Regions from separate parts of the Homo sapiens genome. Here regions 1, 2, 3, 4, 6 and 7 are each linked to region 5. Evidence: chromatin loops called from intact Hi-C (ENCODE). Cell type or tissue: endothelial cell of umbilical vein. All regions are shown on one strand. Region 1 overlaps CDH13 (cadherin 13). Region 2 overlaps CDH13 (cadherin 13). Region 3 overlaps CDH13 (cadherin 13). Region 4 overlaps CDH13 (cadherin 13). Region 5 overlaps CDH13 (cadherin 13). Region 6 overlaps CDH13 (cadherin 13). Region 7 overlaps CDH13 (cadherin 13).

Evidence for each region. Peaks named below come from ENCODE experiments on the same cell type or tissue, not always from the same donor. Only the 100,000 strongest peaks of a DNase experiment are listed, where the experiment ranks them.
Region 1: it touches region 5 in a loop (12-fold over the local background); 5 of 110 quality-filtered maps call a loop at or near these places.
Region 2: a loop joins it to region 5, with 7 times the contacts of the local background. A loop is called at or near these places in 7 of 110 quality-filtered maps.
Region 3: it touches region 5 in a loop (5-fold over the local background); 5 of 110 quality-filtered maps call a loop at or near these places.
Region 4: it touches region 5 in a loop (7-fold over the local background); 2 of 110 quality-filtered maps call a loop at or near these places.
Region 6: it touches region 5 in a loop (8-fold over the local background); 10 of 110 quality-filtered maps call a loop at or near these places.
Region 7: it touches region 5 in a loop (7-fold over the local background); 2 of 110 quality-filtered maps call a loop at or near these places.

What each region holds. Positions count from the first base shown.
Region 1 is chr16:83,341,943-83,345,942 of GRCh38, reverse strand. CDH13 (cadherin 13) reads right to left here. Exons shown (of 14, transcript NM_001257.5): 6 at 937-1,081. Among named protein-coding and RNA genes, the nearest start is that of CDH13-AS1, 56 kb to the left of the region's middle. RefSeq lists an enhancer at 720-1,919. In endothelial cell of umbilical vein, no CTCF peak of the experiment used is centred here; a DNase peak (open chromatin) is centred at 1,742; H3K27ac peaks cover 2,212 bases.
Region 2 is chr16:83,214,085-83,218,084 of GRCh38, reverse strand. It overlaps CDH13 (cadherin 13), which reads right to left. Exons shown (of 14, transcript NM_001257.5): 5 at 588-740. Among named protein-coding and RNA genes, the nearest start is that of CDH13-AS1, 180 kb to the left of the region's middle. In endothelial cell of umbilical vein, a CTCF peak has its summit at 2,479 (motif pointing right); a DNase peak (open chromatin) is centred at 2,524.
Region 3 is chr16:83,001,406-83,005,405 of GRCh38, reverse strand. All of the region lies in intron 2 of CDH13 (cadherin 13), which reads right to left. Among named protein-coding and RNA genes, the nearest start is that of MIR8058, 310 kb to the right of the region's middle. In endothelial cell of umbilical vein, no CTCF peak of the experiment used is centred here; DNase peaks (open chromatin) are centred at 1,305, 2,335, 2,655 and 2,845; H3K27ac peaks cover 3,037 bases.
Region 4 is chr16:82,812,553-82,816,552 of GRCh38, reverse strand. All of the region lies in intron 1 of CDH13 (cadherin 13), which reads right to left. The region is part of intron 1 of LOC101928446 (a long non-coding RNA gene); the gene reads right to left. Among named protein-coding and RNA genes, the nearest start is that of MIR8058, 130 kb to the right of the region's middle. In endothelial cell of umbilical vein, no CTCF peak of the experiment used is centred here; a DNase peak (open chromatin) is centred at 2,292; H3K27ac peaks cover 1,589 bases.
Region 5 is chr16:82,754,259-82,758,258 of GRCh38, reverse strand. All of the region lies in intron 1 of CDH13 (cadherin 13), which reads right to left. Among named protein-coding and RNA genes, the nearest start is that of MIR8058, 67 kb to the right of the region's middle. In endothelial cell of umbilical vein, a CTCF peak has its summit at 2,453 (motif pointing left); DNase peaks (open chromatin) are centred at 1,768 and 2,908; H3K27ac peaks cover 2,631 bases.
Region 6 is chr16:83,067,062-83,071,061 of GRCh38, reverse strand. The region is part of intron 3 of CDH13 (cadherin 13); the gene reads right to left. Among named protein-coding and RNA genes, the nearest start is that of CDH13-AS1, 330 kb to the left of the region's middle. In endothelial cell of umbilical vein, a CTCF peak has its summit at 2,148 (motif pointing right); DNase peaks (open chromatin) are centred at 471 and 2,161; H3K27ac peaks cover 1,140 bases.
Region 7 is chr16:82,994,505-82,998,504 of GRCh38, reverse strand. All of the region lies in intron 2 of CDH13 (cadherin 13), which reads right to left. Among named protein-coding and RNA genes, the nearest start is that of MIR8058, 310 kb to the right of the region's middle. In endothelial cell of umbilical vein, no CTCF peak of the experiment used is centred here; a DNase peak (open chromatin) is centred at 2,294; H3K27ac peaks cover 1,910 bases.

The sequences.
Region 1 (4,000 bases), 590 kb before region 5:
TCCCATCAATTCAGAAAAGGGGGAAAAATAGTAAAAGCCGCTCTCATCTCCTGTCTGGTCTGACGAATCACTATTTTACCTATTTGGGCATAATCTAGGAGTATCATGATACTCTTAATATGATACTCTTAATATGGTGTTTTTTTTCACTCAAGTGTATTTTAAAGCTGAAAATCAAAGTGAGCCGAAGAGGAATTTTTCTGTTTTATTCTTTCATTTTCTCAAGCATTATACTTAGGAGTGACTTCAGCTGCTGGCTGTGGGATACTTTAATTTGTATGTATTGGGGCAAAAAAGGAAGCTCTAAATTCTAAAACCGTCCCTGATAGAAAGGTTAAACATGGGAAAAGACAGCGGGAGCTCTATAGTAACCTTGAGTGACTTCTATAACAGTAGGCACATGCATTTACGCATTTCCAGAGAGAGATATCAAACATCCTCCTTTTGGTCCTCTGACTGAAGACAAAAGATTTCTTCATGCACATCTTCTAAGGGAAGGGAAGAAGTCCTACCTATTTTACTAAAATAGTTCTTATTAAAAGGCCACTGTGAAAAGAAAGAACTGAGGAGTTTGTAATGGGGACCCAATTCTCATCAAAGCCCTGCTATAGCACAAAGTTTAGCCTTGGACTTTCACAAAGGTAAGCTGGATATTTACATGGTGCCCAACATCGGCCATGCCTTAGAGACTTAGATGGCAGTCATCCTTGGAGGATGATCTTCAGAGACAATGAAAGAGATTTCCGTAGCTTGCAACACCTCGGTCAAGCTTTGCACTTTAGCTTTCCAACCTGGCTTCTACGCAGGGAAGTATTAAGTCGACGCTGATACGAGCTGACAAGTTGGAACAGCCATAAGACAGTCCCTAGAATCCACAAAGATCAAAGTGTGCCTCTTTCCAAGCCATTACGCTAAAGGTAAGCCAATGTGACATACCTGTGGGTGACCCTTCCATGACGTGGCCGATGTAGGGGCCTTCCCGAAAGATCGGTCGGTTGTCATTCTGATCAATCACAATGACTTCCAGAGGCACCGGCCCCTCGAGAGTTTTGCCATTGACATCAGTGGTCTCCACAAATAGCTATTTGAGCAAAGAGATTGGGGGAGAAAGAAGATATTAATTCATTATGAAAATTCAAATAAGGTTCTCTAGAGAAAGTAGGTTATATCGACAATTTTATGAGCCCTTGGCAATATTGAAATTTTGGTCTCAGAGGATAGTCACTGGGACTAGAATAGAAATTGAACATTCCAGAATAAAAGGCAAAGATCAGTTCACTTTAGATCCCCCTTGGGAAATTTACAATTAATTCATCAAATCGGCAAAGAAAGTTAAAACAAAACAAAAAAACTCAAAACATAAACAGTCATAGCCAAGAAATTACGCTTGTATCATTTCTGTTTTCCCAATATCATTATGCTTAAAAGGAATGTTATGCTAATAAAAATAATTGACTAAGCAGTTATGAACCAAGTACATTAAGAGATAACCAAAAGTGTTTATGGCAATCTTTTAGGAGAAAGTCAGGTCAGTATTTGTTGGGGGCTTTCCTCAGGCTAGGAACTCAGAATTTGCAGGGGGCCTGAATGAGACCTCGGGATTCCTGCCCACCAGGCTGTTTACAATTTCGGAGGATTTCACAACACCATGAATCACTTCCATAGGGAACTACTTTCAGATCTCAATGAAGAAGGCAGCATAAAAAAACAACTTTTTTGTTTGTCTTGGAAACGAAGAATTATGTCATGGCATTTCCAGTGAATCACGGGGACCTTATGCGCACATTTTCTGTGCGTAATTCAACCTTGATTTAACTCAGCGATAAGAGTAATACTTCCTCTTGGATATAAGTGTTGGTCCCCGCATAGGAGTATTTTGATCAGAAAAGGGCATCTGCATTTGGAATCCTAGTACAACTCTTTCCTATCTGTGTGACCTTGAGCAAGACACTGGATCTCAGTTTTCTCATCTGTAAGTGGGGTTAACAAAAACACTCATTATTAGGAATAATAACAAACACTTATCCAGTGCTTACTTTAGCTCTATACTATATTATCTCACTTGATTGTCATAACAACCCTTTGGATCTTTTTACAGAGGAGAGAATGAAAGCAAAGAGAAGATAAATGGTGGAGTCCAGATTTGACCTTGGGAAGTCTGCCTCCAGAGCTCACTTTTTTAACCACTATAAACAATATTTCTAAAGCATTTAAATATGGTCTATCATATAATATGTCTCAAGAATATTAACTGCTGCTATTGTTGCTACAGTTATTATCAATACTATTGTCAAAAAAGAGCCCAAATTAGAAAAATGAAAGACAAACATTCTTGTTATAAATCAGTAGAGTCACATTCCACCTGATGGTATTGTAAACCAGTATAATCCTTTTCAAAAGCATGGCAAAATTCAACAGAAACCACGAAAGACTCATACTTTTGTTCCGTTTTTATACCACTCCTGATCCTATATAAGTTTGCACTACATATTTGGAACTATTCACTGCATTGTTATTTCTCAAAATAAAATTACACTGGCATCTGCCTGAACATCCAGTGGAAGGGAACTAGTTGAAGGAATGTTTGTGTAACAACATATTACAATACAATAATTTTTAAACTTTATTGATCTACTTAGAATATTGAGTAAAAATACACAAAATAACATGAGCATCATCATACATGACCTACAAATATGGATAGAATTTGAAGGCAGTGAGCAAAATGAAACCAGGTATGTGTGGGTAGATAATTTTTAAATTTTTTTCTTTAACATTACTTCATCCTTTTACCAGCAAATTCACACACAGACATACATACTTGATTTCTGGTGCAGATAAAATAATGCATGTAATAAGAAAAAATGAAGTGAACAGAGCCTCGTAATATCTGCACACAAAGGAGATCTCACAGAGAGTGAAATTTTATACTTTTATGTTTTTTTTAAGCTATTATGAGAATACTGCTAACAAAGGAAATCAATCAAAATAAAGCTCTGAGGCAATTTTATGTAATAACATAGGTCTGGTTTTTCATCTTCCCAAAATAGCCAAGGACTTGACTTTAACTCAACCAAAAAAAAAAAAAAAAAAAAAAAACAGAAACAAAAAAACACTGTGCCTAAAGATAACAAATATCTTGGATCTGAATCCTAAGATTCTACATTCTATAAGACTTGGCCAGTATCATAAGCTACAAGTAGGATAGGTAATCAGAATTCACATTTGCCAAATATTCAAATATGCTGAAACTGGGAAGGGCAGACAACAGATCCATCTTAACACAATGGAAAGAAAGACAGAAACTAAGGAGACACCATTGATTAGGATGAATACAGAATGTGGAGCTGAATCTCAGAAAACCAATTATGCAAACAGACAATCCAATGGTATTTTATGTTACAAAACTAATCAGAGTTTGACTCAGACTTTTCAGAGGACAATAATATCAACACAAGTCAAGACCTTTGGAATGGTCTCTAAAAACAGTGAAGGGCTGTTAAGTGGGATTTTCTTAAAGTTAATTTAATAAAAATTATTTGAGGACTCACTACATGTCAGCCATCACGCTGAACACCCTGGTATCCAGTGGTTAGCAGAAAAGATAACCCAGCATGGAAAGACAGGTGATAAACAAGAGAAAAAGATATGAACAAGATAATTTCAGTCACAGATGAGGGCTATGAAGGATATGAGACAGGTTTGAATACGAAAGCTTCACTACCCAATACTGTAGCTGCTAGCCACATATGGCTATTGCAATTTACATTTATTAAAATGAAAAAACTCAGTACTCCAGTCAAACTAGGAACGTTTTGAGTGCTCAGTAGCCACATGCAGGTAGTAGTTACCATATTAGACAACACAGATGTAGAACATTTCCATCACTGGGTAGAGTATGATTGACAAAGTGTGTGTGTGTGTGTGTGTGTGTGTGTGTGTGTGTGTGTGTGGCAGGGGACACCTATTCAAAATAAATGGTGGAGAAAACCTTATTGCT
Region 2 (4,000 bases), 460 kb before region 5:
TATACACCTCATGATATGTGCAAATACTCCATTGGTAATGAGGATACCATATGTGTCTGTATGTTGTTTTCATTCAATATCTTGAATCTCTCCCATATAACACAACTTCTTCAGAAGCATTTTAAATGGCTAGAGAAAACTGCCTTGCAAAATCTGCCATAATTTAACTACTCCTTTATGGCTGAATATTTAGCAACTGTTTTCACCCTAAGGACCATGTCTTGCTAATTATATCAGGTCTTGGGGTTTATACCTCTTCCAGCTCTAGATCATCAAGCTGGTCTCTGGAAAGCCAAAGTTGCCCTAAGGGTTCTGACCTCCTCTGAGATGCCCCCAGGGTCTCCCTTCTTGGTCTCTGGTACCCAAAGTCTGATGCAGGCCTGGAGGGCTCTACTGATGAGATAAAGACCCCCCACTGTTGCCCTGTCAGGGTTCAATTCCATCCACTTCAGCTCCCACAGAAACACCCTAAAGCCATGCAGTCCCGGGTTTGATGAGGCACAGAAATAATGAGCTCAGTGGGAAGAAAACAATCTTTGAAAGCCACATTTCTGCGCACAGGGTGGGCATGGGAGAGGGGTACTCACTTGATAAACAGCGATTACTTCTCTGTCCAAGGTCCGTGTCACGGAGACGCTCCCTGTGTTCTCATTGATTCTGAAAATTCCTTTAGGCTCTTGATCCACTCCCTTTCCAGTGAGCCGGAACTTGGACCTTTCTGGCCTGTCACTATCGACTACCTAGTCAGAAAAACAGAGAGACATTTAAAACTGCCTGGAAAACACAGAGAAAGCACATTGCAAACATACTCCCATGAGCAATTCACTAATCACAGGTGCCAGCACATGGGTACCTGGTGAACACAGATTTGACTAAAGTAACAGCACCAGAAATAGCATCACTGCCTAACGCCTTTCATCCTAATATCCACGTCTTTGCAGCTGGCAGCTGAGGAAGCTTACCAGCACTCGGGTGACATACAGTGATGGATCAAGGAGGGCAATAATGCCAGTTCAGTCAAAGTTGGACATTTTATTATTTTTAACTCCACGAAATATATTTTTTTCAAAAAAATATTTATCTGCAAACAAAACAAAAAAGGTAATGGAAGCCATTTGCTGCGCATGCATTGATCAAGATTCCAGGTATTTACATATATCCACTAATCCAGTGTCACCTGCCCTGTCACTTCTACTAGGTACTAGGCATGGTGCAGAGGAAGCACTTTGTCTCATCAGAAAAGGTTTATACATATACATATATACACATATATACACATACACACATCTATTTAGGGGGCTTATATATATAATATGTATATAACCCCTAAATATTATATATATCAAACCCCTATATATTAAATATATATGCATCAATATTATATATAGATACCTCAATTTAGGGGTTTTATATATGTGAAACCCCTAAATATGATATATAATATATATATTAAACCCCTATGTATTATATATATTAAACCCCTATGTATTATATATTAATATATATATTAAACCCTACATATTATATATATTAAACCCCATTATATATATTAAATATTACATATATTAAATCCCTATGTATTAAATATATATAATAAATAAAATATATATGTTATATATAAACCTCAAATTAGGGTTGTGTATATATATATATATATATATATATATATATATATATATATATATATTTCAATGCTGGAGGCAGAGGACATTATTATTTCCACTTAATGGATGAAACCACTGAGATAGAATGAGTCAGCAAGCTGGCCATGGCCAAAGCTATGAAAGAGATAAAAATGGGTTCAGAACCACATCTTCCATTCTCTAGAGACACTGCAATACAACATACAACACTGTCGTTTCTGAATTTACTTTATGGAATTTTCCTACAAATTGTCGACCTTGATTTGACATTTGAAGAATAAATTTGGAAGGGAAAGGTGGAGGAGAGTAGTTCCAGGCAGAGGGAACAGCACAGACAAAGGCAGCAGGCAGACAAGGAAGAGTCTGGAAAGTTTTGCAAATCGTGAGTTACTGGCATATGCTTAAGCATGTAGAGGGTTAGGCTGAGAAGCAGTTGGGGTCAAAGTATGGGGGGTGGTCTTTTTATGTAGATGTGCAACTAAAGAGAACTATTATTGGCATAAGTGGAATCTAGAGTTTACCCTCAAGTATTCATCTATATTTATGTCACTTTATCATCAGAACCTTCAAACGTTAATTTGATTATAACAAAACAATTGAAAGGTCATGAACACAATAATCATTCAGGACACACAGATAAAAGAAAGCTGATACAGATCTAGCTGTCACCAAATTACAAACGAACAGGCACCTGTTGACACATACTCAACAGCGCCTGGAGGGTTTAGGTGGCTAAGACAGGAAACCTGCCCTCTCCTAATCAAAATGGGTCCTGCCCGCCCCCTGCTCCACCACCCCACCACCCCCGCCACTTTAGCTGCCGCCAAGCCTGCAATTCCGATGTCTGACACCAGGTGGCAATGGTGCCTAAGGCAGCATGAACTTTACGCCAGGGTTCATCTGGCAGGATCACTCAAGGCATTACAGGTTTTTTTTTTTTCCGATTAAAAAATGTTGTTTATTAAAATACACTGAGTGTTGACTAAACACCAATTACATATGTTTGTATTTTTAAGAGTAACTGAAAATTGGATACAAAAGAAAATTAAAAATAAACTATGTGGGCCGGGCGTGGTGGCTCATGCCTGTAATCCCAGCACTTTGAGAGGCCAAGGTGGGCGGATCACTTGAGGTCAGGAATTCAAGACCAGCCTGGCCAACATGGTGAAACTCCGTCTCTACAAAAACTACAGAAAATTTAGCTGGGCGTGATGGCGCACACCTGTAATCCCTGTTACTCTGGAGGCTGAGGCAGCAGAATCGCTTGAATCTGGGAGGCATAGGTTGCAGTGAGCTGGGATTGCTCCACTGCACTCTAGCCTGAGTGACAGAGTAAGACTCCATCTCAAAAAAAAAAAAAAAAAAAAAGAGGTGTTTGATACTCTCTGATGAAAATAATTTTCAGTCATTGCTTGACTTGATTAATCCAACTGATACTTTTCCACTGACCCCTCTACTTGCTGCCTGGAAGCCCCATGAGGTCAAGAGCCACAGCTTACTGGGCTCACCATTGGATCCCTGTGGCTGGCAAGTAGCGAGAATGAACTCCACGGATTAGACAGCTATATGTTGCAATCCTAGCTTTCCCAGTGATCCACTGTGTGAGTATGAACACGGTCCATCGCCTCATCTTTAAAGTGCAGATGACACCACTTACTTCCCAGCATTGCCGAGGGTTTAATGAGATGGCATCTATAAAGTACATGTCCTGCCACACAGAAGGAGCTCAGTTAATCAAAGCTAATAATTCCAATATTAATCATCACAATAAAATTACACTGTTGTTAATGGGTAAGAATGGTATCTCTATCCTTTTCTGAGGGAATAGGTGGTTTCCTCTTTTTTTTTTTTTTTTTTTTTTTGAGACAGAGTCTCACTCTGTCACCCAGGCTGGAATGCAGTGGTGCAATTTCGGCTCACTGCAACCTCCGCCTCCCAGGTTCAAGTGATTCTCCCACCTCAGCCCCCTAAGTAGGTGGAACTACAGGCACACGCCACCATGCCTGGCTAATTTTTATATTTTTAGTAGAGATGGGTTTTCCCCATGTTGGCCACGCTAATCTCGAACTCCTTACCTGATGTGATCCACCCGCCTCAGCCTCCCAAAGTGCTGGGATTACAGGTGTGAGCCACCACGTCCGGCCTAGGTTTCCTTTTTAATAACAAAATTCACAGGCCTCCCAGAAGAGAAGTGCTCTGGAAACAGCTCCCTGCGTGGGAAGGGGTCACCAAGCACACTCACCTCTTCTCTGTCACTGTGGTCATTATTGCTTCACCCCTCTCTGCCAGCAGCAGTATTTACTGTGAAGAGCGAAAGAACAAAGCTTCCACGGTGTGGAAGGGGATCCGAGCAGGTT
Region 3 (4,000 bases), 250 kb before region 5:
TTAGTATGCCCACAGGTTACAGGAGGTAAGGAACTGGAAAGAGATGAGAATGAACAGGGAGAAAGAGTGAGGAGGGGCTGGGGCCTGGAGTTCCTATGCTTTGGTAGAAAAATTCCCTATTTTCCAAACTTAATCTTTGAGTGGAGACAATGAAATAATCATCCAAAAATCCAGCAATGTCCAGCTGTGAAGGGTAGAGCCACCGGTTAAAGCCCTGGCAGAAATTGTGTCTTCTTGTAATAATAGAATCTCATCTCCTACCCTCTGGGTTTTATTCAGGTACCTGGCTACTTAGTTAGAAACTACACTTCCCAGCCTCCATTGCAGCGGGCCATAGCCATGTGACTCAGCTCTGCTCAACAGGGAATGAAAGGGAGCATTAGGAGAAACTTCTAGTCAATGTCCTTTAAAAGGAAGATGCTCTTCTCCTGTTCCTCCCAGTCTGTTTCCTACAGCCTGGCTATGGTGCAGGAGGTAGGAATGAGGATACCACCCTGGGGATGACAAGTGCCATCTCCATCCATGCTACTTGGAATCACAAAGCTGCTGTAACTTGCTGGAGACATAATGTGAGATGATAATCCACAGCCTTTTCAAAACATGAGTCCTTGGCTGGGTGGCACAGTAGCTCACTCCTGTAATCCCAGCCCTTTGGGAGGCTGAGGTGGGCGGATCACTTGAGGTCAGGAGTTTGAGGCCAGCCTGACTAACACAGACAAACTCTACTAAAGAGACAAAAAATTTGCTGGGTGTGGTGGCGGGCACCTGTAGTCCTAGCTGCTTGGGAAGCTGAGGCACGAGAATCGCTTGAACCTGGGAGGCACACGTTGCAGTGAGCACACCAATACACTCCAGCCTGGGTGACAGAATGAGACTCAGTCTTGGGAAAAAAACAAAACAAAACAAAACAAAACAGGGGTCCTTGCATGACATTCAAAAGAAGAGTTACCTTGCTGCCCTGGAGTGGTTTATGAGGAAGAAGTATAATTCTATTTGGTTTAAGCTTCTGTTTTTGTAGCATTCTTTATTACAGCTGTTAGCCAATATCCTAACTGATTTGGATGCCCAGGTCTGAGCTGGCATAGTGTTTTGTGAATTCAAAGTTCTTCCTTTTGAGCCTCCAGAGCCTTTGGCAGCATTCTATGACCCTTTCCTCCTGCTTCCCTATCTTTATCCCTGACTCCTACAAAACCCGCTGCAAGGGAACACAGATACTCACGGTATAAGGAATGGGATTCAGCTGGCCTGGGGCTGTAGGTTTCTGCTGGTCGGACTCAGTATTCTACAGTTGCATTCATTAACCCAAGAAAATTTCCTTATCAAATCAGAATTCCCTGTCATTGACTGAGAATATTTTTTTCCCAAAGAGCATTTATTATCTACTTTAGTCTGACACATTCGATTGTCTTGATTCTCCTACCTCTTCCTTTGTTAATACGATAAGGAAGTACAGTATTTACATGGAGCAAATCCACTTAGAATTTTCCCCAAAACAAACTAAAGGAGAATATAAAAGAAGTGACAGAGAGGCATCATAGATATGTAAGCTCTTATTTATACAGAATTATTTAGGGTATGGAGTACACTGGTTAAGCCCTGTTCACATTTCTGTAACTGCTTCCAGCAAACATTCTAAGGAACCTTTGAATGGAGTAGTCACAGATGCCCAAGGGTCGTAGTAATCTTCTCTGTGCTCTAATGCTATGTGAAGAGAGAGGTAAGTTAAGTTTTAGTTCATCCACCTGTCTCTCCATTACTGCTTTCTGTAACATTCCAGGACATGATATGCACTGACCAATGTGATATATTCAAGTCTGAGAGGTTTGCAATTGAGCTATACTTGCTTGGGTATGAAATAAAGCTCCTTCTTTGTTTGCTTTTCCTTGCTCAGTAGCTGCATCAATGATAATATGTTACTAACCTGATTATACATTTATTTATTCTCCCTATACAGCATTTTCCATACTGTCCCTATTTATGAGCCTGGATTTTTGAGATAGAAAATTAAAAAAAAAAACCCACTTAAGCCAGTTAAATAGATAAATTATCAATGCAATGCTACCTGGAGTCACAAAGCTACTGAAACATTCTGAAGACACCATGAGAGATGGCAATCCACAGCCCTTGACCTTTTCCAAACTACAGTCCTCTCACCGCCCAAGAGCAATTCTCAGCTCAAAATATATTTGCATTGGCCTCAGAGGCCAGCTGGGCTTATCAAGACTGTCATATGGGACTGAACACACAGACAAATTACAAATGAGATAAATATTTACATAAGTCATTCCAGTGTTGGGGAAAGGACACTGGGGTTGGCATCAAATTAAGATTCCTATTCTAGTACCACCACATATGAGCTGAGTCATGCTGGACCAGTATTCAGTGTTTTCCTCTTTAAAGTGGGAATTTTGTTACCTACCTCTCCAGGCTTTTGCAAGAATGTCGTAAAACAATATATTTGGTACATGCTCAATAGATAAGTGTTAAGTCAATGGGTAAATTGAAGTAAAAGCCCTAAATAATCTGGTCTTGTCAGCCTTTGCTGCCTTATATCTCCTCCAATACACTAGGCACACTCCAGTGTCACGGCCTTTGCAGTTTCATTCCCTTCTGTCTAGACAGCTTTTCCTCCACATACCTACACGGCACATTCCCTCACCTCCTCCCAGTCTCTGAACGCCCCTTCTCAGTAGCATCTTTCCTGATGATCATGCCACTCACAAGCAAACCTCTTCCCCGCTTATTCTGCTTCGTTACTGTGTTACATTGATCACAACCCAACATTGAATACATTTTATTTGTTTATTGCCTGTCTGCACCAAGCGAGAATGAACACATCACAATGGCAGGGATTTTTGTCTGTTTAGCCTATTGTATTAATTTCCTGTGGCTGCTATAACAAACTATAAGCTTTGTGGCTTAAAACAACAGAAATTTTTCTCTAGCAGTTCTGGAAGCTGCAAAATCAAGATGTTGATGGGACCACACTTCCTCCATAGGTTCTAGAGGAGATTCCACCCCTTGCCTTTTTCAGCTTCCTGTGGCTCCAGGTGTTTCTTGGCTTGAGGCCACATCACTCCAAGAGTTGCCTCCGTATTCATATGGCCTTCTCCTCCTCCTGCAGTGTTGTTCCTCTGTGTGTCTCTTAAAAGCACACATGTCAATGGATTTAGGGCTCACCCAGATAATCCAGGCTCCTCTCATTATCAGATTCTTAACTACATCTTCAAAGACCCTTTTTCCAAAGAAGGTCACAATCACAGGTTCTAGGGATTAGGATGTGGACATATCTTTTTGGGGCCGACATTCAACCCATCATATCCACTGTTGTATCTTCAGTGCCTAGAAGACAGTATGGCACGTTGAAGTGCTCAGTTCACATTTGTTGAATAAATGAATGAGTCAAATACAAACAGTCCCTGGAATGTGGTTGGAACTTTTAAGGTGAGCTCCTTTTTTGTCTTCCCTTTTCTATGATATGATGTTCCTGAGGTGTACAGCTCTCCTGAGACAAATTTACTGAGATAGTAATTGCACATTCTGCCCATTTGGAAGGGCTTCCCATAGCTCCCCAGCAGTCAAAAGTGATCTTCTCCAACATGTGTCTCGAGCCTGTATCCCACCACCTGGACAGGACTCATTGACATGCACAAAATATCCTTTACATCAAATGTCCTCTGGGTCACAGCCAATCATCCGTAGGTGTAAATGGTCACACAGAACCCCTTCTGACAAGAGAAGCAAAATGCGAGATTCGCTTCTCAGAGTGGCACATCCATTAACATGGCTGCCAGATAACTCCTTAGAACTCTACTGATTTACATAAATACCTCCCAGTCAATTTCTCTTTTTCTTAAATTAAAATGAAAGTGGCAGCTCCCTGGCTGAGGCCCTGGACACGGTCTGGCAGCTCTGTTTTCATGTGAGCAATGGCATTTTGAATACTGGCCCATTGGAGCAGGAAGAGATGAAAAAATATCCATTATCATTATTGGTCACT
Region 4 (4,000 bases), 58 kb before region 5:
TCAAGACTTAGCTCAAATGTTGATGCCTCAGTGAGGCCTTCTCCACCCACACTATGGAAGTTACAACTGTTCCTCCCCAACTCTATCCTCCTTGATTTCTCCATAGCCTTTGCCATCTTCATGCACAAAACCAGCACACATTTTACTTATTTTCCTCTCTTTTTCCCCCCGGAATATAAGCTCCTTCAGAGTAGGGATTTTTGTCTGTGTGTCCACTGCTGTATCACCACTACCTACACATACAGGGTACTCAATAAATATTTACTGAGTGAATTCAGATGGCAATGAATAATTGCTGCTACAAATAATAAGATAGTGGGAAGAACAAGGATGTGCCTGTTGGAAGGCTGCAGTGGGGTTTGCTTCCAGGAGGGGCTCCTTGTATGTACGTAAGAGAGAGGCTGACCCTGAGGTCACTGGGGGAGCTGTCCTTTGGGCACCTTAGCTTGTTTGCAAGGCTCATCCTCCGTACACCCTTCGCTTCACCAAAATTGAGCCTGTTTCTGACAACAATGTATCAGACCCAGGCTTCCCAGCAGTCTACCTACTGTCACATACTTGGTAATACATTTCTTTTTATTCTGAAATAAAACACAGTTATGTATTTTATCAGTCCTAAACACGTGTCTTGCATTCAGAAAGAATGACATTTTCCGTTTCCCCAACAGTCATCTGTGGTGTTAAAGTGCCTATAATTAAATTAAAAGCATCCGTGAACTATCTGGAATATAATGCATTGAACAAACCTCAAATTATTGAAATTAAAGCTGTTGAGACCTCACAGTATAATGGGTGGACAACACACAGTGGCCAACAAAGTGATAGTCTACGATTAGGGGCACTGTTCTTCATGGTAGAGGATCCAAATAACAGAGCCCTGTGGAGACTGGAAAAGAAAAGAAACTACAAACGAAGCAGCATCCACCAGCATTTTGATACAGAATTTCAAGTCATCACTATTCCCATGGGAATTGCCTTTTGAGAGCAGTGGGCTTTAATGAAACCAGCTTGTTTCTGAACATGGAAATAATATCTCCCATGTAGGGAGTGTTTTCCATGTTCCACGCATTGTTCTGAGCACCTGACACACACTACCAGCTCGTGTAATCCTCACAACCACCTCAGAATCGCAACACCACCAGCTCGTGTAATCCTCACAACCACCTTAGAATTGTGTACCATTATCGTCTCCATCATGCAGGTGAGGAAACTGAGGCAGAGAGTGAGAGGCAAGTCGACTGTCTCTGTTCCTGTGACTAGTCATGGGTGGAGCTGTGATGTGGATGTCCACACTCGGCCCTCATTCGGGGTCTCTGTGCCTTACTCTCTTCTGCTTCCAAGACTCTACTGCGTGGCTGTTCCGACTCCCTACAGAGCTGTCTGCTAACCATGCAGTACTTTCTAAGTACCCTACTGTGCATTCAGGTGGGTCATGAACGATGTTTTCAGCTGAGCCTACGGTATAATGGATAAGAAAAAAGAAATGAATGAGATATTTATTAAATAAGCTCTCTGGGCCAATATGAAGGATAGAAAAAAAAACAAAATGTTTTACCTACTGTCACACACCACTCAACAGTTTTGACACCAAGTATGAGTGGGTTTTTCCCCAATACATCAAGCCATTCTTCAGTGGACACCAGCGGGTAATCCTCTGATTCAATTCAATTCAGTAATATCTACCTGGAGATAAAGCCACATCCCACAGGTCCTCCAAGACTGTCCCCTACTTCAGATGCCAGTCACAAGGCCCAGGTTGTGGCCTGTGCTTCTGACTGACCCACTATAAATTGGAGTTCCCACAACCCCCTCTTTGACTTCTATTAATTTGCTACAGTGACTCACAGAAGTGCTCAGGAAAACACTTTACTTATATTTACGCATTTATTATAAAGAATATTACAAAGAGTATAGATGAACAGTCACACCAAGAGATGCATAGGGAAAGGTATGTGGAAAGGTATGCAGAGCTTCCATGCCCTCTGTGGGCACACCACCCTCCAGAAACCTCCATGGGTTCAGCAACCTGGAAGCCCTTTAACCCCTGTCCTTTGGGGTTATCATGGAGGCTTTGTTACATAGGCACGATTGAGTATCTCACTGACCGTTGGTGATCAACTCAGTCTTCAGCCTCCCTTTCCTCCCTGGAGGTGGGGTGGATGATGAAAGCCCCAACCTTCTAAAAATACATGGTTGATTCCCCTGGAAACCAGCACCCATCCTGGGGGTATCCAGGAGCCCAGCACAAGTCAACTCATTAGAGCAAAAGATGCTCCTATCAGCCAGGAAATACCAAGGGATTTCGGAGCTCTGTGTCAGATGTTCCCGTCACTCAGGAAATTACAAAGCTCTTAGATGCTGTCTGCCAGGAACTGGGTTCACAGACTAAATATTAGAACTGGGGGCAGAGACCAAATATGTATTTATTATTATATCACAATATAATAATCACAGCCAGGCACTTTGGTATATCCACTCTCAAACTATAAAACCCTCAGGGTCAAGACCATTTTGTGCAGTTAGACTCCACAGCCAAGCACAGCAGCCGGTATTTGAATAGGAACTCAAGTATGTGCTGAATAGATGGGTCTCGACAATGGTTTTATGAGGTAGGTAATATTATCCCTATTGCATGGATGATAAAACTGACTCAGAGAGGGCAAGAGACTTGTTCAAGGTCCCACAATCATCTGAGGAATAGCTAATACTTGAAACCAAGACTGATTGAACTTCAAAATCTATCTTTTCGCCAAAATGGCACAGTTAGTAAAGGTCCTGTAGATGGAGGCAGCCTCAGGCAGTTGTAAACTCAAAAGTTTGGTTTTAGTTTCTTTCAGTGCCGAATCTTTAAAAGCCTGGGCCTCACAGGCTCTAGAAGGTAATAGAGAGAGACATGCAAAGTCCAGCCCCAGCAATCTGGGGTCTGTATAGCCACAGACACACAGCGAGTGGCCACAAGCAGCCTCCGGGAAGACACTACCTTTTTGAAGCCTTTTATCTTAACCCCAGGTAGCTCATAGCACTATCTACAGAAAAGCACTCTCTGCACTTAAAAGGAGACAGCCAGCTAATACCACTTCTGAGCCCTTTGATGCACAGAAGAGTCTACATCAGTCAATAAGGTTTTAATATCTGCATCTTGAGAGTCATGCAACACTCAGCTCTTGGATGCAGGGGTTAAAAACAAGGTGCAGCAGCTGCAGAGATACTGCAGTTCTGATCCCAAGAGGAGCACAGGTGCAGCTCTGAAGCCCTAAACGCATCAGCATCTCCCATCTCCTTCCCCAAGGATGACACCCTTATTTTTTTTATTGTCCAGAGCCCTTAACTCATAGTTTTCCTGCCTGGATAATGTCTCTCCAATTTCAATTTCACAGTCTACTCCAAAAACATCAACTGAACACCTGAATTTCCAGCTTACTTCAGCACACATTAAATCACTTTGTCTTCTGTAACCAGAAAAGGCTCTTCTCTAAGATGGGGGGCAATAAACAACTACCTTTAAAAGTGTTACATCATTGACTCAGTTTTTCATTGATTCAACTCCCAGGTTTAAAAAGTTAACAGGTCCCTCTTATGTTTTGAAGTCTAGCCTTTCCCACCTTCTCAGAAGCTTTATGCCATCATAAATCCCTTCTCTCCTACCCTCTCTGTCTCAAATGAATCCTTATGAGAAAGTATCTCCTACAGGAAAGAAGGGAGGAAAGAAGGGAGGAAGGAAGGGAGGAAGGAAGGAAGGAAAAAGGAAGGAAGAGAAGGAAAGGAAATAAAAAAGAAAGAAAAAAAAAACTTTGTTTTCTCTACATCCACCTCCAACTACTTCACTATCTGTCTCCTTTTTAGCCGCCAAACTTCTTAAAAGATGTGTCTATAACTGTTATCTCCATTTCTTCCCCTCCCATCTGGTTTCCTCCACCAACACAGCCTGTGTAAAATTAACACCCTCCGTGTCACTAGATGCAGGGAAGAACTTCCAGTGTTCTCTTGCGACTTTGAGTTT
Region 5 (4,000 bases):
GTTACTTCAACATAGCCCGTGTCCCTTTTTTTTCTCATAGCTCAAAGAACCAAATTATAGCTCAAAATACCAGGTGAGTATTGCCCATTCCTCAATTTTGACCAGGTCTTTTCCCAATTGGTCCAAGGAAAATGTCCCTTGGAGACTACATACTCAATGCTGGGGGCTTGGCACTCACCGGTCATGAACAAAGATGAGATTATCTACAACTAACCTGAAAGGTAAAGCCATTACCTTTGCATTCACACACTTGCCAGAGAGATTTCTAGCCTCAGAATGGATTGATAGTGACATTTTAAGAAGCTGTGGCGGCCAGGTGCGGTGACTCACGCCTGTAATCTCAGCACTTTGGGAGGCCGAGGCGGGCGGATCACGAGGTCAAGAAATCGAGACCATCTTGTGTAACGTGGTGAAACTCTGTCTCTACTAAAAATACAAAAATTAGCTGGCCTAGCTGGGCGTGGTGGCACACGCCTATAGTCCCAGCTACTCCGAAAGCTGAGCCAGGATAATCGCTTGAATCCGCTGCAGAGGTTGCAGTGAACCAAGATCGCACCACTGCGCTCCAGCCTGGAGACAGAGAGAGACTCTGTCCCCAAAAAAAAAAAAAACAAAAAAAAAGCTATGGCGTTATTACCAAAGCTTGCATTTGCAAGCTGCGGTAGTCAAACTAGCTTCTACCTGATCAGTTACCTAAAATTGAGCTTTAAACCAAAAGCTAAGGTGTTCCGGAAGCCCTCTGGGCAGAGCAGCTATCTCTTGCAATTAAATGTTGACATAATTCTTTCAGAGCCATCGATTTGTTTTTGCTCCAAGGCTTCCTCCCAGGCATGTGAGAGCTGCCCTATACCCAGGTAAAGCATTCTTTGAAAACCTGTAAGCTCAAGACAAGGGCCTTTGGACTTGGGGGTTTGGGTAAGAAGTTCAAATATCAAGAAAATTGTTCAGATGCAAATGAAGATATTTGTGGTCACTCATTCAAGTATCTTCAAAGTGCGTACATCAAGCCAAATCTGAACAAGGATCCAGGGGCATGGAAAGGTGGTGAAAAGTGGTCCCTGCCTTAGAGGAGTCTGCAGCAAGAGACAAACAGGAGAGTAGATAGGATACAATACAGCATGGAGGTACTGTGACCACTGTATGAACTAAGAGTTGTGTGGGAAGAGAGGACTGGAGGTGAGAGTGATGGAGGAGCGTCAATGTCCCCATGGATCCTGATGGGCAAGTAACAGTTTGCCAGGCAAAGAAAGAGGAAAAGGAAAGGTCAGTCGTCAACAAAGATAATGTGCCAGCCACTGATATAGATGAGGATGTAGCAAGGGACAAGAGAAGACCCAAATCCTGGCCCTCACAGAGCTTATGAGAATAAAATAATATAAACTAGTGGAAAGTGCTTTAATAATGACAAGGTGATAGTCATGCATTGGTGACAGTCTGTCTCTCTCATCATCAATTTTCAGTTCTAAGAGGAGCTCACGAAAGCATAATCTTCCAAGAATGCTCTCAGGTACTGCTTATATTCAGCTTGGTCCTCCTAATTCTCTGTTTCCTCCTCAGGGAAGGAAAAATACTAACGAGGAAGGAGAAATGCTAATAGTAGCTAATACTATAATTCTCACTGACCTGTTACTCCCTGCTTGACACCATGCTAACCACATAACAAGCATAGCCTCATTTAATGTTCCCACTGTCCCGTAATCTCTATTTTGCCCAACAGGAAACTGAGGCTGAAAGATACTGAGAAACTTGGGCAAGGAACTGCTATACTAACAGCTAGTCACCCCGGGTTGCCACGCAGGTTAAAGGAGCAGCTTGCACATGAGAAGGATTTAACACAGTTCCTGGTTTGCAGTAAGTGATCCACAAATGGTGGCTATTATTATTCTTACTATTATTATCATTACTATAGCAGTCCAGACTAATGACTCATGACTTCTTTCCCTATCAGAAGGATATCACTTTTCACTTGGCCTTCTTGGGAGCATGAGTCCTTTTCCTCTTTCCCCAAATTTTTTATTCCAGAATATCTAATTTACAGACTGTAGTTTTTTGCTTAGCCAAGAACCTGTTGGTTAGGTAACCCTAGCAACAAATAGAAATATGCAACTTTTTACAAGCTACTTCCTCAAAAATCTTTCCATGATAGAGTTTACACATTGAACATTTTAAATATTGAACACTGATCTTGTGGATGCATAAACTTGAAAATACCACTTGCTTTATTGCTTCCCAGCCCCTACTCAAGTATTTCACTCCTCCTAGAACGCTCTGCAACTTCTTTTCTGCCTAAGGCAGAAGCAATCCAACATGTAAAGTCTTCCTGGCCCCTCTCTGAGCTCCAAATATAATTTATATCACTCTCTTCATATTTTCTTGATTGTGTTCATGTTACTACCACCATTTTGACATGATGAATATTTAACAAGGCACATAACCAAAACAAATGCCTAAATCCCCAGTAAGGCCAAAGAATGGACATACCACCTAGTGGTCAATCCCGCCACAACGGATTCTAGTTTAGTTCTTGTTTTGGTTTGGTTCAGTTTTGCTCATAGACCTTGACGTCAGTGATTTTAACAGTTTTAATTATCAGTAAATGTCACTTGAAAGAATAATTGAATGAATACACAAAGAATGGACTGAATAAATGAACAGATGATGGACCAGAATGAGAACATAGGAATAAGGAAATGAGAGAAAGCTACAATGTAAGTTTTAAAACATTTCAGAAAATTGGGGATACATCATCAGAAATAACCAATTTGACAAAATATGGTTACAAGAAAAGCTATTATTTGAACAAGATTACCTCCTCAGAGACTTCAGCTTCATCCTCCTGTGCACTCCCTTTTCTAATCTTCCCAAACACAACTTGCTTAAGCAGTTTCCTTTGTTATTTCCTGGTTTTCCCTCAGTGCAATCACTGCCATATAACTAGAGGGTCAGAAAGGAAGACTCAGAAATGTTCTGTCCCCATGAGCCATCATTTGGGACAGAATGCATATCTCACTTAGGCCTTAAGGTGAGGCTCAAGCTGCAGAGAAAAAGGGAAACATGGAGTAGGGCTGCAGGCACTGGCAAATTTTCTATACAGTCCCTAGATGACCAGCTGGATTTGGACAAAGAGAACACTGCATATATTTTATCAGGTCGACCCATGCCAATGTGTGTACATGCTTGTGTATGCATAGGGATGTATGTGTGTACGCACACATAAAACACATCTGCACACTTCTGATGAATTTGTTTCCCAGGGTAATAGTAAGGAGAACTTTGCAACTACAGCATTGGCTTGAGTTTCTCCTTAACAAACATGATTGCTCTCACAAAATGTCAGGTCAATTATAGAAACCTAGTAATGAACCAAAAATACCTTTCTATGCACTCTTGGCTCATGAAGTACCCACTGACTGTGACAAACACTAGTTAAGGTTTGGATTTTTTTGTATTATTCATAAAAGGACGCAAATGAAATGAGTTGGCTTTTAGAGATCATTATCAAAAGTCTAGATAGCAAAGTCCTGTCAAGTTGTTTTGCATTTTGCCATATAATCATCGTAACAAAAGGTAGAGCTGCTTAGAAATCCAAATAAATTAATAGATAAATAAAACTATAATATTGATCTAGCAGCCCTGAACAGACAATGCCCTACCATCTTCCTTTGTGTAGAAGCTGTGTCTCTGTCTGATAATGCTTAGCAATAGGAAAAGCAAAATGAATGTTTGATGGCAGTTCTCAGGAATCCTAGACAATTCCTACAAACAGTGACCCCTTTTCTAGAAAATAGGAAGCTGGTTAGAAAGGCAGGTTCCAACAGCTCTCTTTAGGATAACTTTATTCTCCTAAAGTTCAGGCCCTAAAATGAAATGGAGACAATAATTTTCCCTGGTGGCATTCATTCGGTTATTCATTCAACAATCATTTATTCATTTTTTCAACAATCATTATTAATGCAGTTCCATTTCTATGTGGGAATGATCATCAAGGAGAAGCAAGGAA
Region 6 (4,000 bases), 310 kb before region 5:
AGCCTTCAGTTGTGAATGCAGAATCTGGAATGTTCTTTTCCTTTGCCAGGAGAACTCAGGTGCATCATGTTAAGACGGTGCTATCATGACCTCATGTGGCATGACTGCGTGAAGCATAACTCCCCTCCTAACTTAAATTGGTTGTATATCATGAGCAATAAATAAACTCCTGTTGTTTAGGTCATTGATATTTGGGGGGGGGGGGGCTGTTTATTACTGTAGTATAACCTAACCCTGCCTGATTTATATACTATTGCTTAAGACAACTCCTTTGCTGAACTAGGTTTTTACATTTGAATTTCCAAGGCTTTCCCTTGGCTCCTGATTTACAATCCCTCACAGATAAATAGTTCAGTCATTCCCTTCAATGTAATTGAAGGTCAATCATCTTCTTGGGCGTCTCAGCATTGTCCAGTCACACTAGCGCTTTCCTTCCTGAGAAAACTTGGATTATATTAGTCATGTTTGCTTTTCTAAAGCAACTTTTACTTCTAAAATAACTTTTATCACCAAGATAGTTTTTTTAATACTGCACCAAGGCTATTAAAAAGAATGGAAACTACAGATCATAAAAACATCAACAGTAAAACACTCATTTCCGTGCAAGTTGTGAAATGAAATCAATGTATCTTAACTTATTCTTTAAGAAGAAAAGAAGATAAAGGGAAAGTTCCAATTTTTGTTATCATTTAATCCAACTTTATGAATTCCTTGGTACTTATGGCCAGAAGGCACCTCAAAGGTCATCGTACCCAACACCCTTAAACTGTCAGTATCAAGTTGATAGTGGCTTGTATCAAATATTTAGTTATAGGGAAAGAGACCACATGTATTTCCAAGAGTGAGTTTTTAAAGGATAGTTAATGATTTTAAAGTTCTCTAGAAGCAAAGAAAGCTGAGATTTGTTGCTGCAAGAGCAGAATTTCTTAATAAGCATGCCAAGAAGCAAGAGGATTTCAGAACAGCTAGTGTGATATTTTAGGTGAAAACAATTTTTCTATCTAGAGAAGCATCAAGTGCCTTGAAAAAAAGGGAAGTTGTCCTCAAAATTTTGGGAAATTTTTAAAGTGCCATTGGCCCAATTTTTCTTCATTTCCTTACTTTTATTTCTTTTTCTGGTATCCATCAACTACACTGATTGCCGATTTCTGTCTGCATTTCTAGAGAGAGCAAGAATCAACATTTAGTTCAAATGGTTTGTTTTCCTCTAAAAGACAATTGCTTGCTGCCTGCCCTTGTGAGAGACAGAGCCTATCGTGTTAAATCTAAGGAGATGCATGGACCAGTTCCTGTCCACTCTGAACAGGGTTAGCACTGGAATGGGTGTCAGAGTGAGCCTTTGGGGAGAGCCAATCAGGGTGAGGATGGCCCCAGCCCAGGAAAAGACAAGAGGATGAGGCTGGAGGAAGCAGTGATAGTCTTTCTGAGAGGCAGCATGGCATAGTAGATAAGATTCTAGTAACACATTTCCTGAGTTTGAATCTTGGCTTTGCATTTTTTAGATAGGTGACTTTGGATGGTGACTTACCCTCTTCATGCCTCAGCTTTTCATCTTCAAAATAAGAATGACAATAACAATTTCTACCTTAGGGGGGGCTGTTACATACATGAAATGTTCACATAAAACAATGCCTGGCACGTAGTAGGTGTTTCTATAGGTGATTCTTAGAAAAGAAAACGGTATTGCAAAAATTATGTGATCATATTTACAAATTATTTTTATTAATCAGAAATCTGAAACTCACATTTCCACTAAAGAGTGCCACAGTTCCACTAAAGAGCCCTGTGGATGAATACTGATTGGTGTTAGAACTCTGATAAATAAGGGTGGCCTCATCTGAATGACATTGAGACCACTGATTACTCCTTTATTGGAAAATGCGCATTGACAAAAATAATTCAAGATGCAAACAAATAATTCAAGATGTACAATTAAATGAAATAATTTAATTAGATGTTTTATGGGATAAGTGAAAGACATGCCTTTGGGATTTTGAGAATCTGACTTAAATTGAAGCAGTTAATGCTTCTTGTTCTGGGATATCCAGACAACTGAACTGGGGGCATGGGAAATGGGTAACTTTTGCCTCAACAGCAAACCTTCTAAACCTTCATAGTGAAAACATTCTTAACCAGTGGGTGGCAATCATGTGTCATAATGCAAAAGACCATACTTCCTTTTGGAAAATTTAGACATTGGCCAGAAATTGAACAACAAGGGGGCAGGGAACGGTTAAGGCAGAAAAATTGGCAAGCAGGGTGTCCACAGCCCTTGCACTCCATGAACTTGCAGACTTAAAATACTGAAGCTCAAAGATGTAAACCATTCCCAACCTTTTTATGCCAACTGCCTGCTGAATTCTTCTTGCAGAGCTGTGGGGCATATTTTTTTAATTAATGGCATTAAAGATGAAGACCATGGAGGCCAGTATGTTTGGTGATGGCAAAGGCTTATTGGGAAGTCAGAAGAATGGTCAGGTGGCTGGTTCAGAGGGTCAGGCCATAGTGTTTAAAGAGGCTGGTTACAACAAAAAGAGCAACGAGTGTGAGAATTGTACCGCATACAGCCTTACCTTATTGGCTTGCTCAACATTCGCCAAACCCTGAACGTCATCACACAAGTGAGAGGGTAGCATATTTCATATGTGACTAGTCTCCAAAGTTACAGAGTCTTGGGAAGTTCCACTTAATAGCCAAGCAGCAATGAGTCAGTCAGTTTTCCTCCATAAGCCTCAGTTATTCTAGATAGATAATAAAGTGGGGATGAAAGTTATATGGCAAAACCTTAGGGTTTTTTAGACACTAAGTGAGATAATGCCTATAAAATGATTAGAATGATGTCTGGCACTTAAGAAAATGTATAGAAATATGATTCTAATTTCATTGGAAGTTGGCATCTGCTGTGTACAATTCAACCCAGCAGATCCGACTGTGGTAATGCTCTCAGCTATCCATTTCAGGTGGGGCCCTTGTTTTGCCAAGTCCTCCTTGTATCTTTCACAAAGTGGCAGTCATATGGATCTAATAGAGGAGCTGGGAGGATTGACTGAGATGATGAACTGATCATGCTCTGGTAGCCTCAGAGTTGAGAATGAGGGTGAAGGCTTCTTAAGCCCAGGCCAGGGATATTTTTCATAGGTCCTCCTTCAAACTTTTTGGCCAGAGCAGGTGGCGAAATGGAGGATAGAGGGGATGGGAGGCCTGAGACATTCCGGTATCTAGAGGCCAGAGAGAAGAAGAGAGGGGCAGGAACAGCAGGCTGACGGAAGGAGAGGAACCAAGAGAGATTACTACTCTGCTCTCTGCTTTTCCTTTTTCATTAAAATGCTTTTCTTCATCCTATTCTGTTTCAGTATTTTCCTAACCTACTTTTGTTATTCAGTCATGTTTCCCTTGACTATAATAAATCAATTGCACTAAAATTATTATAGGTTGTGCATTTTATCCCTAAAGTTAAATATTCAGTGAGGTTCTTCGATCATGAACCTTAGTTTGTGGAGGTTGTAAAACATTAATACTTCCAAACTGCAGCAAAAAATGCTTGTCGTTTGTACGTTTGTTTCCTATCATTTCTTGAGCACAATCATGTCTCAAACACTATATGGGTTCTTTTACTTGTTTGCTGTCATTGAGTCCTTGATACAACCAACTATGGATGGTTCCCATTTTATAGAACTGGAAACTATGGCTCAAAGGGATATAGTGACTTACTATAGTTCTGCATGGTAGTAGACAAGTAGACAGTAGGTATTCCTCAGTTCTCAGCCCGTGCCGTTAACCACTGTACTATGCAGAGCCTCCACAACACAATACTTATCAACATTACTCAGAGATACAGTCAGTTGCCTTCTGCTGCTGAAAGATTTGATAGGAAGAGAATGAAGGCTGCTCTTTGGAATAAGAGCAAAGATAAATGTAGCAAAGACAAAATGGCTCCTAGGGAAGTGAAACTCTACTACCTAATTGATGGTATTAGCACATCTGAAGAATGAAGGACGCT
Region 7 (4,000 bases), 240 kb before region 5:
CATTTGTTTTATCATCATGCTTTATTATCACCAAGAGGACAGGCTGTCCAGAAAAAGAAAAAGTTACATGTCACTATAAAAAAACAGGACAAAACAAAATAGAAAAGAACTTCACGAAAGTGATACTCTTGCTTATTTATGAAAGTTGGAAATGCTTTTTTGCTATGTTCTTTCTTTCTCTTTTGTCAAAATGTCTTCAGTCAATATATGCTGATTTTTAAAATTACATAAGACACAAGATGTTATTAAAATCAATGCATTAATGCGTTTTAGAAAATAGTTATTCTAGGGAAAATGATACAAGCAAAGTGAGGATCTTAGGAAGGTCTGTATGACGAAATATAAAAAGTTCCAGGATCAAGAGACAAACGTGGATGGCTTTGAAGCCATAGAAAGGACAGGATTATGTCAACCTAGAAAATTTGAGCTGGTCACCAACTCTGCCATGAATTGACCATGACTGTGAGTGCTCAACTCTGAGATTCTCTTTCTCTATTTATGAAATACAACACTGATATCTTCTATACAGAGTTTCTAAGTAGGTTAAATATATTATTTATATGAGTGACTTAATAAATGCACATTCTTAGAGTTCTACTAGTATCAGATTCACCTTAGCTGATATTGTTGGCCTGATAAGAGCTGCAACTGGTAGTTAATCTCTTTGACTCCCTACCATTTAAAAATAGCCCAGAAAATGATACTGAATATTTAATGTTGTGACAGAAACTTACCTTAGAAGCCAGATAGACTGCTGAACTTCTATGTTAGATATAGCTGAGCTCAAATCCCAGCTTTTCCATATATTAGCTATGTGATTGTGGAAAAATCTCTTGTGCCCAGTATTTTCACCTATAGAACAGGGATAAGAACAACCTGGGCTCAGGCTTGTTTCATCAAGTATAAAATAAGATTGCCATTAGCTGAGACAACTGGGTGGGATTAGGGGAAGGTAAATAGAATATATTGTGCATGTACAGAACCTTTATTTAAAATGTTGACATTTTGTTTACCATGGATTTTTGCACTAATTTTTATTTTTATAAAATATTGCATTAAATATTATTTACTTTAATTACTGAGATTTTTCGTATCCCTTTAAATTTGGACCCAAAGAGAGTACCTCATTCACCTCACTCTAGTCCTAGCCCTGAAGCCAACAATTAGTGAAAACGTATTAGGGTCAATCACAATACTGAGCACTGTGAGTTTACACATTTGCTTGTCAGTGAAATATTTAGCACAATATCTAGCCTAGAGTAAGGCATTATCATCTTTACCACCCATTACCATCATTATCATCATCACTACCATCAACATCACCACCATCATCACCATCACTATCATCACCATCATCACCATCATCACCACCATCACCACCATCAGCATCACCACCACTACCATCACCATCATCACCACCGTCATTACCATCACCACCATCACCATCACTATCATCATCATCATCATCACCACCATCACCATCATCACCATCACCATCACTATCATCATCATCACCACCATCACCATCATCATTACCACCACCACCACCATCATCAACAACACCATCGTAATTATCATTACCATAATAATCAACATCACCATCACCGCCATCAGCATCACCATCACTAGAATCATCATCACCACCACCGTAATCATTACTATCACCACCATCACCATCACTATCATCATCACCACCATCACCATCACCATTACCCCCACCATCACCATCGTCATCACCATCACTATAGTTATCATTACCATAATCATCATCACTACCATCATCATCATCATCACTCTCATTATGATTTTCTAAGATATCCTAAATAAATTTCCTAATATTTCCAAGTTGCAGTTACCTCATTTTTATTACAAGGCTAACATTGCCCCCTTATAAGGCGTAAAACTTAAACAAGGTCGTTTTTGTTGTTGCTATCATTAATGTTTTTGCTGATTTCAATGTATCACCTGACTCTGCAGCAAATCCAAAGAGTGCTTGTCAAGAAATCACACATTTCTAATGAACATGGAGACTAGCCCGGCAGAGAGATAAAGCAGGACCATGCTGGGTCCTGGGCTGGCTTTTGCACAACCGCCTAAGATCTTCACACAAAGAAGTATGCACTGTGCTCAGAGCTGACATTTCTGTAGTCATAAAGCTCAGTGTTGTTCCAGTTCAGGAAGCTGATGAGTCATGGGGTAGAGGCCACTGGGAGAGGAAGAGGGTTTACTCTTTTTTTTTCTTTTTCTTACCATTTTCATTACTTCTCAACTGATTTTCGATATACAACAGGAAAGGAACATAATGACCTTCTACTCACTGCCCCACCCAGAAAACCTCAAATAACTAATTGCCTTTTTTTCCTAAAATGGAAGAATTATTTCATCTGCCCGAAGGTTTTACTTCCTTCTGCTATGCTTTTGCCCGGTAAGCCTTTTAATCTTGTAAAGCACAGCCATATGAACAAACAAGGGAGAAAACAGGAAGATGGCAACTCTCCAAGTTCATCCCATTTTGAATCTCACTTGACAAACAGCGATGCATGGTTTTGATAAAGGGTATGAGGATTGTGATTTGACCTTCCTCTTGCCACTGTGTAAAATGTAAACACAGTTTACTTTCTCATAATTAAACGATATCGATTCCCCAGCAGCCCGCGAGAGGGTTGAATCATCTTTCTCCTCAATGGATGCAGCGTGATCCCTGTTATCATCTAGTTATATCCAATCAGAAGTAAACCATGACAAGCTGGGTGGGGGAATGCAGTGGCTTCCTGCTTCCAGAAGTTGTATAACTGGGGAGAAGTATCACATCTATTTTGAAAATAGTTGTTTGGTGTGTTTTTACGATACACCATGGTGTTATAATAGGTGATATCAGATTCAGTAGTTTAAAGCAAAAAGGACTTTTTTTCTCCCTTATTTAAGAGTCTAGGTTGGCAGTCCAGAATTGGAATGGTGGCTTGATGGTATTGGGGATGCATCCTGTTGCCATGCCATCTCTTCCATGTTACCCTTTTCAGCTTAATTCAAGATGATTCACCACCACGTTTGCGTTTCAGCTGAAGAAGGGAAAAACAGGAAGGGAAAATAGACTTCTTGCCTTTCAAAGGCATGGATTAATGTGCTAACATCACGCTCACTCATGTCTTAGTGGCCATCACCCAGTTCCATGGTCATACCTAGATGCAAGGTGGCTGGAGAAAGTAGTCTTTAGCTGAGTGACCACGAGCCCAGCAAAATCTGCTGTTGCAAAACGGAGGATGACTATAGCGAGATTCACTATGAGTTCTGGCCACAGTTGAGTTGAATAAATGTTTCCCCTAGAATGGAGAGAGGGTCCTAGTTGGGGTCTCTCCATCCCTGAGCCACTTGGGTTGTGATGATAATTGATAGTGATGATTAAAATGACGGGAATAAAGATAGCAGCAGTTAACATTTACTCACTTCTTGCTTTATGCCTCTTTGTACCAAGTGCTTTGTAAACATTATGCATTCTATCTTCAGGATAATCCTACAGGATCAATAGTATAATTACCCCAATTTTACCCATGAAGAAATGGAGCCGCATCAAGTTCAGAAACTTGCCCGAGGTCATGTAGCTAGTATGTGGCCAAATGAAACCCATCTGTCTCTATGTCCAAAGTTATTCTCTTAACCACTTTACTCAGGTATTAATAGTGGTCTGAAATCCTTCAGTATTTCACAAAGCTGAACTAAACTGACAAAGTTCCCCTTAACCAGATCATCTGAGCCAGCTAAGAAGTGTTTGTTTGGGGCTTGAATACTATCAACGTAGGTATCAATGGAGATTGGTAGTTTCATTTGTCAAAGACTAATACGTTTTTCTTCCTTACAAAGAACTTGATTAATTTTTAAAAAGAGGGAAAATAAGTGAATATTTATTAAGTGCAATTTGTTCAGTATATCAGCTCTTTCTAAACATGGCTTCCAGAGTGAGAGAGAAATAACCAAAGGGGCCATTAGCTGAGTAAAGGTTGGG